2 separate regions of the Mus musculus genome follow, and region 1 is linked to region 2. The links are chromatin loops, found by intact Hi-C in ENCODE. Cell type or tissue: heart. All regions are shown on one strand. Each heading gives the region's core, and the rest is flanking DNA. Links, peaks and the distances in the headings are about the cores only.

The links. A loop is a pair of places that touch in the nucleus more often than their neighbours do. Peaks named below come from ENCODE experiments on the same cell type or tissue, not always from the same donor. Only the 100,000 strongest peaks of a DNase experiment are listed, where the experiment ranks them.
Region 1: a loop joins it to region 2, with 3 times the contacts of the local background. A loop is called at or near these places in 1 of 42 quality-filtered maps.

The regions. Positions count from the first base shown.
Region 1 is chr8:12,674,754-12,680,130 of GRCm38, reverse strand. It overlaps 4931415C17Rik (RIKEN cDNA 4931415C17 gene), which reads right to left. Exons shown (of 2, transcript NR_166502.1): 2 at 906-2,557. Among named protein-coding and RNA genes, the nearest start is that of 4931415C17Rik, 5.0 kb to the right of the region's middle. In heart, for the core only: a CTCF peak has its summit at 2,372 (motif pointing right); a DNase peak (open chromatin) is centred at 2,390; H3K27me3 peaks cover 3,179 bases.
Region 2 is chr8:13,280,551-13,285,927 of GRCm38, reverse strand. It overlaps Dcun1d2 (DCN1, defective in cullin neddylation 1, domain containing 2 (S. cerevisiae)), which reads left to right. Exons shown (of 7, transcript NM_001024504.2): 2 at 4,803-5,019. It also overlaps the pseudogene Gm25014. Among named protein-coding and RNA genes, the nearest start is that of Tmco3, 4.8 kb to the left of the region's middle. In heart, for the core only: a CTCF peak has its summit at 2,546 (motif pointing left); no DNase peak of the experiment used is centred there; H3K27ac peaks cover 578 bases.

The DNA of each region.
Region 1 (5,377 bases), core at 85-5,084, 610 kb after region 2:
CAACTGAAATCCTGACGAAGACAATGTCATTGTAATTTGTGACTATTGAAAGCTCCAGGACTTGTGGACAAGACTAGCTTTCCTGGCTGAGACTGTGAGCGATCACCCAGCCAGACCTCGCTGAGCCCACTATTAAAGTCAGGTCACCCCTGCAGGTTCTTGGCTAAATTTTAGGTTATCTTTGATCCATTTTTAATACAGGAAATGGTGTAACAGCTATCCATGTGTTGATAAATGATGTTCCTTTCTTTAAACTTTTTTTTGCTGTATCCTAAGTTACCTGTCTGTGTGAGGTGTATGAGTATATTAAGTGCAAGTGTGTTTAGAGGCCAGAGAGGGTGCTGGATCTGCAGTTACCGGCAGCCGTGAGCCTGACATGGGTGCAGGGCACCTAACTTGGGTCCTCTGGGAAAGCAGTAGTTGCTCTTAGCCACTGAAACATCTCTCCAGGTCCCCTAGATTTTGTTTTGAAATGAACACGGTGTGATGAGATGAGCCTGAGGGAATTATAACCATCCTGATAGGAGAGACAACGTTCTGAACAAACACTTAGGCCTACTCCTGTGAGTATCTGATGGTTTAAATCATGAACCTCAAGAACATTTCCTCAGGGATCCCTCTGGGGGAGAGGAAAGCATAAAGCCTTGGCGGCATCCAGGGGAGGAGCCTGCCTCTCAGAAGGAGACCTCCCAGAGTTCCTGCTTGTCAGGGCACCTTACCGGAGAGACTGGAGCTTAGACAATGCCGGGCCAGTGAGGAGCAGGACCACACCTTGGCCAGGACTGTGTAGTCAGGAACACCCCTGCCTGTTTAAGCCTCCTGTCAGAATCCAGAAGTACACTTGAGTGTCACTGGGCCCTTTCTTCTCTTTCCCATGTGGACACACTCAATAAAATGTTCTCTGATTTTTATTATTGCTTGTATCTTTAATTGACATACAGGGCACAGCACAAACATACTGTGCATAAACAGTCAAGTTTAGACTTTCAGCACCCAGGCTTTGACCCTGAAAACCTGTAACAGAATCTTGATAAATTTCTCATCCTGACATTTAGTGAAAATTACATGTCCTTCTTCACAGCTGCCATTTCTAGGTGTCTGCAGGCACTCTTAATTATATACCGATTCTATTTGTATGTGTATGTGTGTGTACTTTGGGCATCTGGGAGCCACTGAAGTCAGAAGGGTCAGATCCCTGGATGTGGAGTTACAGATAGATGGTTGTGAGCTGGCATGCGAGTGTTCAGAACTGAACCTAGTCATCTGCAGGAGAATTCAGCATTCTTAACTGCTGAGCCATGTCTCCAGCCCCTCACAGGCACTTAAAAAATACATTTTAACAATAGAATTACATCGCTCCCCTCACTTTCTTCCAGCCCCTGCCAGATCTCTGTCCTCCAGTCCCTCTCAAGCCCCAGTGCTCAAGTTAAGTACCCTTCTTTAAAAATTATTTTCACATACATCTATAGATTAGTATGTATGTGTATTCACAATTATATGTAAATACAACCTGCTAAGCCTGTTCCTTTTGCTGCTGTATATGGTTTCAAGGCTGACCACTCTGCATTGTGCAACAAATAAAGGGGTCCATCTCTGGGAGTAGCTAACTCTCTCTCCCAGCAGCCACTAGTGGCCTGTAGGTCTTTGTCTAGGGGTGGAACCCCAAGAAAACCTCTCCCTTCCACGTTAACATGTCCATCAGATATGCCACTGCTTCGGTCTAGTTTATGCAGCCATTTCCAGGAGAGATGCTCACGGCAGACTTCTTGGTATACAGGCTCTTACAATCTTCCCACGCCTACTTCCTCCAAGTTCCCTCGGCCGTGGATGCAGGAGCTGTGATGCAGATGTATCTGTTGGGATCTGGTGATCTTGCATTGTATCGAGCTGTCTTCTGGGACGGTCTCTGTTAGGTGTAAAGAGAACCTTCTTTGATGAGGCTTGGCAGCTACACTTACACAGGGACAGGGCTTGCACACCTCACTGGCACTTTACAGAAATCCTCACCCTCTCAAAATCCTGCAAGGTCACATTCGTCTCCGTTTTAAAGGTGGAAAAACTGAATCTTGAAACTGTGCCCTCTGGGAGTTTTGCCACCGGTGGGAAGATTGGAAATCGTTGGTTAGAGGGCTTCTTGGAACACTGCTACCTCCTGATCTCCCTTTCGGCACCTGAGTGGAAGCGCCTCACAGACTTTATGAAAACAAGCCACTTTCCCAGCTTTACCCTTCCTCTGTAGGACCAAAACTCACTTGCACAGGAAAGGGAACGCCCTCAAAAGTCCATTCCTAACAGGTTTTCTCTCAAAGCAGTCAGCTGGCTCCAATTCCAGGTCTCTCTCGGCTTAGGGTGGCTGTTAAACCCCACTGGCCGGCAGAGGGCAGCACAGGCCAGCTAATGGATGGATCAGTGCTCCGAGCATCCGCCTCCAGCCTCAGCCACCTGTATGAAGTAGGCAGAATGATGCATAGTTGAACCTCCTCAGGTAGGGTGCGCCCAGGTGCAACACCTTAGGTTCCAAAAGGCGCAGGCCAGTCTCCCTCTCTTCTGGTGTAGCCTGGAGATGAGACAAAAGAAGACTGGACCACAGGCAGATTTTTTCTGGCACCTCGCCCACCCCGTAGGGACCTGTTGTAACCGGAGTGTGGGGTTTCCCTGCAGGAACTATAGTAAAGGACATCTTTTCAAAAATAGTTCTGATCATGGCAAGGCTAGACACAGGAGCTCGAAAAAGAGCTACAGGGAACTTACACTCACTCGAAGCACCCAGGGGGCTTTGGGAGGATCACATGTTTTTGTTTTTTGAACTCTGAGCAGCACCCATAGCTCTGGGTCACCGTGAGGTTACCTGGTGAGGGTTTGTTTTTGTTTTGTTTTTTAAATCAATCTTCTAATTTATTAATGTGTTACAATGAGAAGCGCAACTGTATCTTATAGTCTATCATGACTTCAATGCGGGCTTTAGAATTAAACTCTGTTGCTAAGTTTTATTTTTGTGGCGCAGTCCCCATTAGGTGTGCTGTGCTGTGCTGTACTGTGGTGATCATGGTAATCTGGCCAATTGAAGAAGCCGAGCTCTGCCGTAACAGGAACTCCAGCAATGCCTTCACTCCCTACAGGCAGGTCCAATGTGATAAGGCCAATGTTTCCATATTGCTGAGAGAAATGGTCTCACCTGTAGGTTTTCCTCACGAAGCAATGCATTCAAAAGTGGAGGTTCAGATTGTTAGAATGCACTTCCCATAGCTGTTTAGGAGGTCTTAGATTTACTGCCACAGTTCTGGTGGTGGCCATACTACAGCTCGGTTAGTTATGTTTCAGGGTGCTTACGCAGTTCTGTGACAGCCACACAGCAGGATTATAGCAATGCAGGAATCAGCTTGCCTAGCTGCGCACTTTCCCTCCACTTTCCAGTGCTGTTGATAGGGAAGGGGAATCAGTGACCAATGGCACATGTAGTGCAGGGCTGCTCCCCGTAGTCCTGGCTTCCACACTGGCTGCTGGTAGTACTACCTTGGAAGACTATGGAAACACCGGGACATGAGGCCTCACTGGAAAGAACAGGACTCTGGGTGCGTTGGCCCTACTTCATGTCCTGTTTCCTGGTGGACTGAAATGTGAGCAGATGGCCTTGTGCTCTGGCTGCAGCCCTGACTCTTTCCCTGACATGGTAGTGGACTGTACTCTCAAACTGCTGGCTGGAATACATTCTTCCTGAAGCTTCCTGGGTGTTCAGTTATAGTTTGAGAAAATAGCTATTACACTAACACCCACAAGCTATTGACTAAATAAGCAGATGGCAGGGGGAGGGAGAGACAGAGAAATCTCTCATGCAGAGTACTGGATGATCTCTGCAGATGTTCATCTCTGGAGGCACGAGGTGAGGTCTGCCACTTTTCTCAAAATCACTGATTTTTTTTATGTTGACCAGTCAGAACTCAGAGTACAGATGTGTGCATGCAACAAGGCGTGTGTGGAGGTCAGACGACAACTTGACAACTTTATGTGGCCGGTTCTCTCCCTCCATCAGTCCATGGGTTCAAACCCGGCCTGCCAGGCTCCCATGGGTCCTCACTGCGCTCTTGTGTTCACTGCCTCGTTGGCCCTTTGTGTATGTGAGGACCGGTATGCTTACCTGAAGTGTACCTTTCTCCCATGGTTCTGCCCTCAGTGCCCATTTCTGTGCCTTTGGCCTGAGCCCCCCACCCCTACTGCCCCTGCTATTATTTCTCCATATGTTTGCAAGTTTGCACTTATTTTTTTCTGGACTCAAACTGTGTCCAGAAAACTGCCTTGTGTTGGGTGACTACTCTTTCCACTCATCTTATACTCTCACCTGACTTTTATACCTGGCTTCTCGGGTCTTCCCTATGTCTGCTCAGCTTATGTGAACTTACATGTCTTGACTGAGGCAGAGCCTGGAGGGACTTCATTCTGCATTGACAGACCCTTGAGTGGGCTAGGAACACAGTCAAATGAGTCTTATGTCTCCCTTGAGTCTAGTGTCCTGCTGAGGTCCTAGTTTTCTTGCCAGTCAGCATTTTATGGGGTGCATGAGACTTTAAGGTACTGTCTCTACCATGTGGGACTAACAGGGCTGAGTCTGCTGAGTAGATGGTCTCTGTAAAAGCCATCTTGCTTAGGTCAGCCTTTTTTGCTCTTTTTTTTTTAAAAAAAGATTTATTTATTTATTATTATATGTAAGTACACTGTAGCTATCTTCAGACACAGCAGAAGAGGGCATAAGATCTCATTACAGATGGTTGTGAGCCACCATGTGGTTGCTGGGATTTGAACTCAGGACCTCTGGAAGAGCAGTCAGTGCTCTTAACCACTGAGCCATATCTCCAGCCCCCTTTTGTGCTCTTTTTATTCAGGTTTTCAGTGGGATGAATGAAGCTTGACTCTAAGTTAGTTATTCAAAGACCTCTGTCATGGTTCAGATCTTAAATGTCCTGCCAGAGGTCGCTTGTTGAAGGCCTGGTGTCCAATGCAGCAATGTTTAGAATCAGGTGTAAAGGCTAGGATTCAGTAAATGGATGTGAAGTTAATTAACATTGATTGTCATCTTGACAGGATTGACAGTCACCTGGGAGACAAGCCTCTGGGCATGCCTGTGATACATCATGTATTTTATTGGGATAGCTAAAGTGGGAAGAGTCACCCCCAAAGCGGATGGTACCATTCTCTCGGCTTGAGTCCTACAGTGCAATCAAGGAGAAAGCTAACTGAGCATAGACATTCACATTTTTGCTTCCTGTTGATGTGACCAGGTGCTTCAAGTTCCTGCCACAAGGACCTCTGATCACAATGGACTGTACCATCGAACTGAGTCTAAATAAATAAATACATAAATACATAACTCTTTCCCCCATAC
Region 2 (5,377 bases), core at 323-5,322:
ACAATACAGTTGTTTTCTGATCTCCACACACACACACGTTGGGACACATACACACAAATTACATACGTTTTTTAAAGTCCTATGCATTTTAAACACTAGAATAATGGAAGAGAAAATGCCCCCAATGCTTTGGCTTCCGTGACAAGGGAAGCTCTAATGAAAGTCACTTGCCTGAGCAGACCTTAGCATGGATTTCACACACGGATGGACTTGACGCTCTCTTAATTTGTCTGTAAATGTTTGGTTTATGAGGCATTTTTCATAAGAAAGTTATTACCAATTCCCATTTCTTCCCACTGAACCCCCGTTCTCTTAACTTTTTTAATGCAAAGCAAACACTCCTTAGATTTATCTCTTGATTATTGTTTTTAAAAACCTTTATTACTGGAGCCACAGAAATGGCTCAGCAGTTAAGAGAACTTTCAGGGAGACTCAGGGTTGGGTTCCAGCACCCACACAGCAGCTCACTGATGTCCTTGATGTCAGGGATCCGTCACCCTCTTCTGGCTCCCATGGGCACTAGACATGCAGACATAAAATACACATAAAATAGAAATAAATCTTATCATTTCTTTTATTCTGAGGTGGACATGTGGAGTCAGTTCTTCCCTCCTCTCCCCCCTCCCCTCCCCTCCCCTCCCCTCCCCTCCCCTCCCCTTTCCCTCTTGTGTAGGCTCTGAGGGTGGAACTCAGCTGTCCAGCTCATGCAGTGAGCACACTGAGCTGCTTCGCCAGGCACTTTCTTTATGGCGGGAGTAGTGGGGAAGACCATAAGGGGTGTGGGGTGGAGGGTCTCAGTATGTATCCTTGGCTGGCCTGGAACTCACTATGTAGACAGGCTATCCCCAAATCAGAGATCTAGTTTCCTCTGTCTCCCAAATTCTGGGAGTAAAGGCCTGCACCACCACAGCCAGCATCTGGATACGATGTTTAATCTGTAAAGGCTAACATCAGACCATGTGACTGTGGTGCCAGCTCCTGGCTCCTCCTGTGTGTAATACACTGCTGCACATGTTGGTACTCTCCTGAGGTCTGCAGTTGGTGGGGGTATCCTATATAGATAAGCCAGTTTTAATATATCGGAGGGGTCTGATTATTTCCCTGTCTCCACCTCTGCCCACTCTCTAACATAGAGGTCATTCAAAAAGTCGGTGAGTGCCTGATGTACTTGTGTCTATGACGTAGGCTCTTTGCAGTAAGTGAAGCTAAGTTGTCATACACTGGGGGTGGAGGGTGACTTTAGGAGTTATATGGCTCAGACCCAGGCGTCATCCTGACTTCAGGAGTATGTCTACAGTGTCTTGACTTGCAGCACTCTGTGGTGTTACGCTTGTCAATAATAATAATAATAATAATAATAATAATAGTGTGGCTGCTCCAGAGACCTATCCGGTGGGTAGACCTGGAGGTTCTTGCTTGCTATCCTGAAGTTTTCTTTTAGGGTACAAGTTTATAGTGATTAGTGTGGTCCCAGTACTGTGCACACCACCCCATCTAGTTCCAAAACATTTCATCACCTCAAAGAAAACCATGTACCCATAAGCATTTCCAAGTTCCTCCCTCCCCCTCAGCCCCTGGTAGCTACTAACCTACGAATTTGCATATTCCACACATAGCATATAGCATTTTCTATACTGTATGGCCTTTGTGTCTGGTTATTTCAGTGAACACCGTGTTTTTAAGATTCACATTGTGGCTTTGTCATTACTTCATCCCTTTTTACGACTGAATGATACTCTGTATATGTATACCAAAATTAGTTTTATAACCATAACAGAACTTTTGAATCTAGCTCTAACAGCTATTTCACTGTAAAGATGCCTTGTCTATTCTTAATAGAGGGCCATTTGGGGATGGCAAATTTGCCTTTCTCTTAAGGCTTTTTACATATTTCTGGCTATGCCAGTCTTCCCTTGGGGAGATTGTCAGACTCATAAAAAGATGCTGTCTCTATCAGTTGTCAGATGACTACGAGAGTGTATAAGATCTGTCCTAATTTAACTAAATTTGATCTTAGCTAAGAATGGACATTGAGTTCTTTGCCTATTCTTTTTAAAAGTTTAGTTTTAAGGAATAGTATTTAGAATATATTCCTTCAGAACCTATACTGGGGCAGCAGATTAGAACCAACAAACCAGCAGCTGCCTGTATGTTTTATTTGCATGTTCATAGTGTCTAAACTGTTGGCTTTATTCTGCAGAGCTGAGCATGAGTGAAAAACTGCATGGCCGTAGCCTGTGGTGTTCACTGTCTAGGCCTTTGTCTCAGGAACCCTGTGTGTCTTTAGTAATTGGGATTGCAGAGTGCTTTGTTTATGTAATCACTTATAATCATGGTCATCAGAATTTACCATGCCAGGAATAAGTGTGTGTATAAGTAAACATATTTTAGAATTTGTAATAGTGGGGTCAGCTGTCAAGAGCACCTGGCAGCTCTCCTAGAAGACCTGGGGTTGACTCCCAATACTCACACGGCAACTCACAACCCTCTAGAAGTCCAGTCTTGGTGTATCCAGCACCCTCTGCTGGCCTCCAGGGATACTGCACACATATGGTGCATAAACAGATAGCTGGCAAAACACACATACACATGAAAATAATAAATAAAAATGCCAAAGATCTTTTAAAAATTTGCAACAGTGAATCATTTTTTTTTTTGCCTTACATATCTGAAAATATCTTACTGTCCAGTATTTTAAAAGATAAGTTCTTCTGCTCTCTTCAGCAGCACAGACTAAAATTAGAACAATGCAGAGATTAGCGTGGCCCCTGTTCAAGGTCAGCCTGCAAATTCATGAAGCGTTCCGTGTTTTTTAAAGAAGGTCTCAGTCTTTCTGTGTTCATCCTCTTGTGGTATCACAAATCGTGGTGTCCCTGGAGGCCTCTCCTGCATACTCAGGAGGAGAAAAGCATGAGACTGGTGCCATTTAGAGCCTGAGGAAGTCTGTCTTCTCATCGGAAGCCCCCAAAGGTTTCATACCCGGGGTCTGCAGCGCCTAGTCAAGCATGATGTATTTTGGACTGCATCATCTTATGCCTGCTGGGTCAACAGTGATGTTTGCCTTAGGACTCTGGAATGTGCTCTGTTTGTTGTTGGTATTTGCATATTTACAGGGGGCATTGCACACATCTTATAATGTGAGGACCATTCCCTCAGGATTGAGGCCAGGAGCGCAGGACTATGTCTATCCATTGGTAGACTTTTACATGTTATTACAAGAGCTTTTCCTAACCTAATCACATTTCCTTCTTTGCTGTAGCAGCTAGGAGGCTTGGAGCCTGCTTTTGCTCCCATTGGTATGCATGTCTTATATTCTAACCCTGTTCTTACCTCCTTTTCCCCTTTAGTTCTTCATCTGTATCTTGGTGCTCATTGGTGCTCATTATGCATTTCTGTAAGTTAAAGTTTATTCAGCATTGCTATAAATTCTCATCTTCATTGGAACAAGATTAAGTGTAATCCTCTTAGGTAAAACTTGTTCCCTTCTTATTGTATGAACCTTCTGTCAAGACTGGTGATATGTCATCAGCACCGCAGCATGGCTCTTCCCAGGCATGCATGAGGACCCGGTGGTGACCCCCAGTACTACCAAATAAATAAAGAGACCTGAGTATGGCAGACTCTGTTTTGATTTCTAGAACTGAGCCAGTCACTTGTGCTGTTACTTTCTCCAAGTTATTTAGAGAAGTAGCCGTGCTAGTGTGGAAAGCTCCAGAGCTATCCTGTGTCACTGTAGACTGTCTAAGCACCGTTGTGTGGCGGTTTGTTACGCACCGCCCACCCACAGCCCCCTCATCTCAAACACAGCCTTACTACTACTACTTTGTTATAAGCACCTTTTGTCAAGCTTGCCATGGTCCTTAAGTTACTGCCTCCAATGAAATTCTCAGTTAATTGGCTTTCCATCGGCACAATTCTGCTTTTAAATTAGGAAAACCTCTAAAACAATCGTGCTTCCAAACTGTCCACCTTCTCCTTATTTATTACATACAGCCTGAACTCAATGGAAGCTTCGTGGCTCTGAAGGTGGGCCCCCGTGACGGCCTCAGGCCCCTGTGTTGTTGACAGAAGTCCAGATGTATATTACTGAGACATTGTGCTAATGTTTTAAAAGGGGAAAACTATATTCTATAAAAAGGGAACTGAATAGATAGAAAAAATGTTTTTCTTTTCTTGCTTTTTAAAAGATGAACCTACTATGTAGCCCTGGCTGGCCTAGAACTTTGTAGATCAGGCTGACCTCTGAAGATCCACATCTCTGCCACCATGTACTAGATTAATTGCGGCTGACTTGCTGATTTATTCATTATTTATTTATTTATTTATTTATTTATAAACAAGGTCTCCCAGTATATCCCTGGCTAACGTAGAATTCATTGTGTCGAGGCCAGCTCTGGCAACACCACTCCTGGCCTCAGGATATTCTCTGTAAAATGTCATTGCAATTTTCAGAAGACTATGCAGTCTTAAGTGATGAACAGCAGGGTTTTGCTTGCTGTTGTTCCGAAAGTGGAGTCACCCAACCAGAAAAATAGAGTAAAACTGTAGATGTTGCCGGGCATGGTGGCACACGCCTTTAATCCCAGCACTTGGGAGGCAGAGGCAGGTGGACTTCTGAGTTCCAGGCCAGCCTGGTCTACAAAGTGAGTTCCAGGACAGCCAGGGCTACACAGAGAAACCCTGTCTCGAAAACAAACAAACAGACAAAAACAAACAAACAAACAAAACAACGTAGATGTTAAGAACAGGCTGAGCAAACATGGCTTCATTGGCTTTCCCACTTTTATTTTTCCAACCCAAAGCATAAACTTAAATCAGCTCAGAAGGACAAGGTCCGCCAGTTCATGGCATGCACTCAGGCTAGCGAGAGGACTGCCATCTACTGCTTGACACAGAATGAGTGGAAACTAGATGAGGCCACAGACAGTTTCTTCCAAAACCCCGAGGCGTTTCACCGAGAGTCTATGAAGAGCAGTGTGGACCAGAAGAAGCTGGAGCAACTGTACAGCAGGTACAAAGGTAAGGGTGGAATGGTGGGAGAGTGGGGCTGACGACGCTGGCGAGGTCGAGGCCAAGAGTTTCAGACCACCCTCCCACTGTGAGAACCCTCCTGGCAGAAAGGCTAGAGATGAGGGGGGAATCAAAAGACTGATAACGAGTGAGCTGTTGCCTGACCCCTGGATCCGTATCTCCCCATGCAGTGAGTGCCATGCAGAGGGAACCGATTTGCAGGCTACTGTTGGAGCTGTGTGCTACCTGTTAATACGCCCTTAACCGCCTTTGTCCCACAGGCATGGTGGGGTCTCTCAGTATGATAAAGTTAGAGAGATATCTGCTTTCTCTCTTTCATTTGTGCCATCAGTTTTCCTTCCTTGGC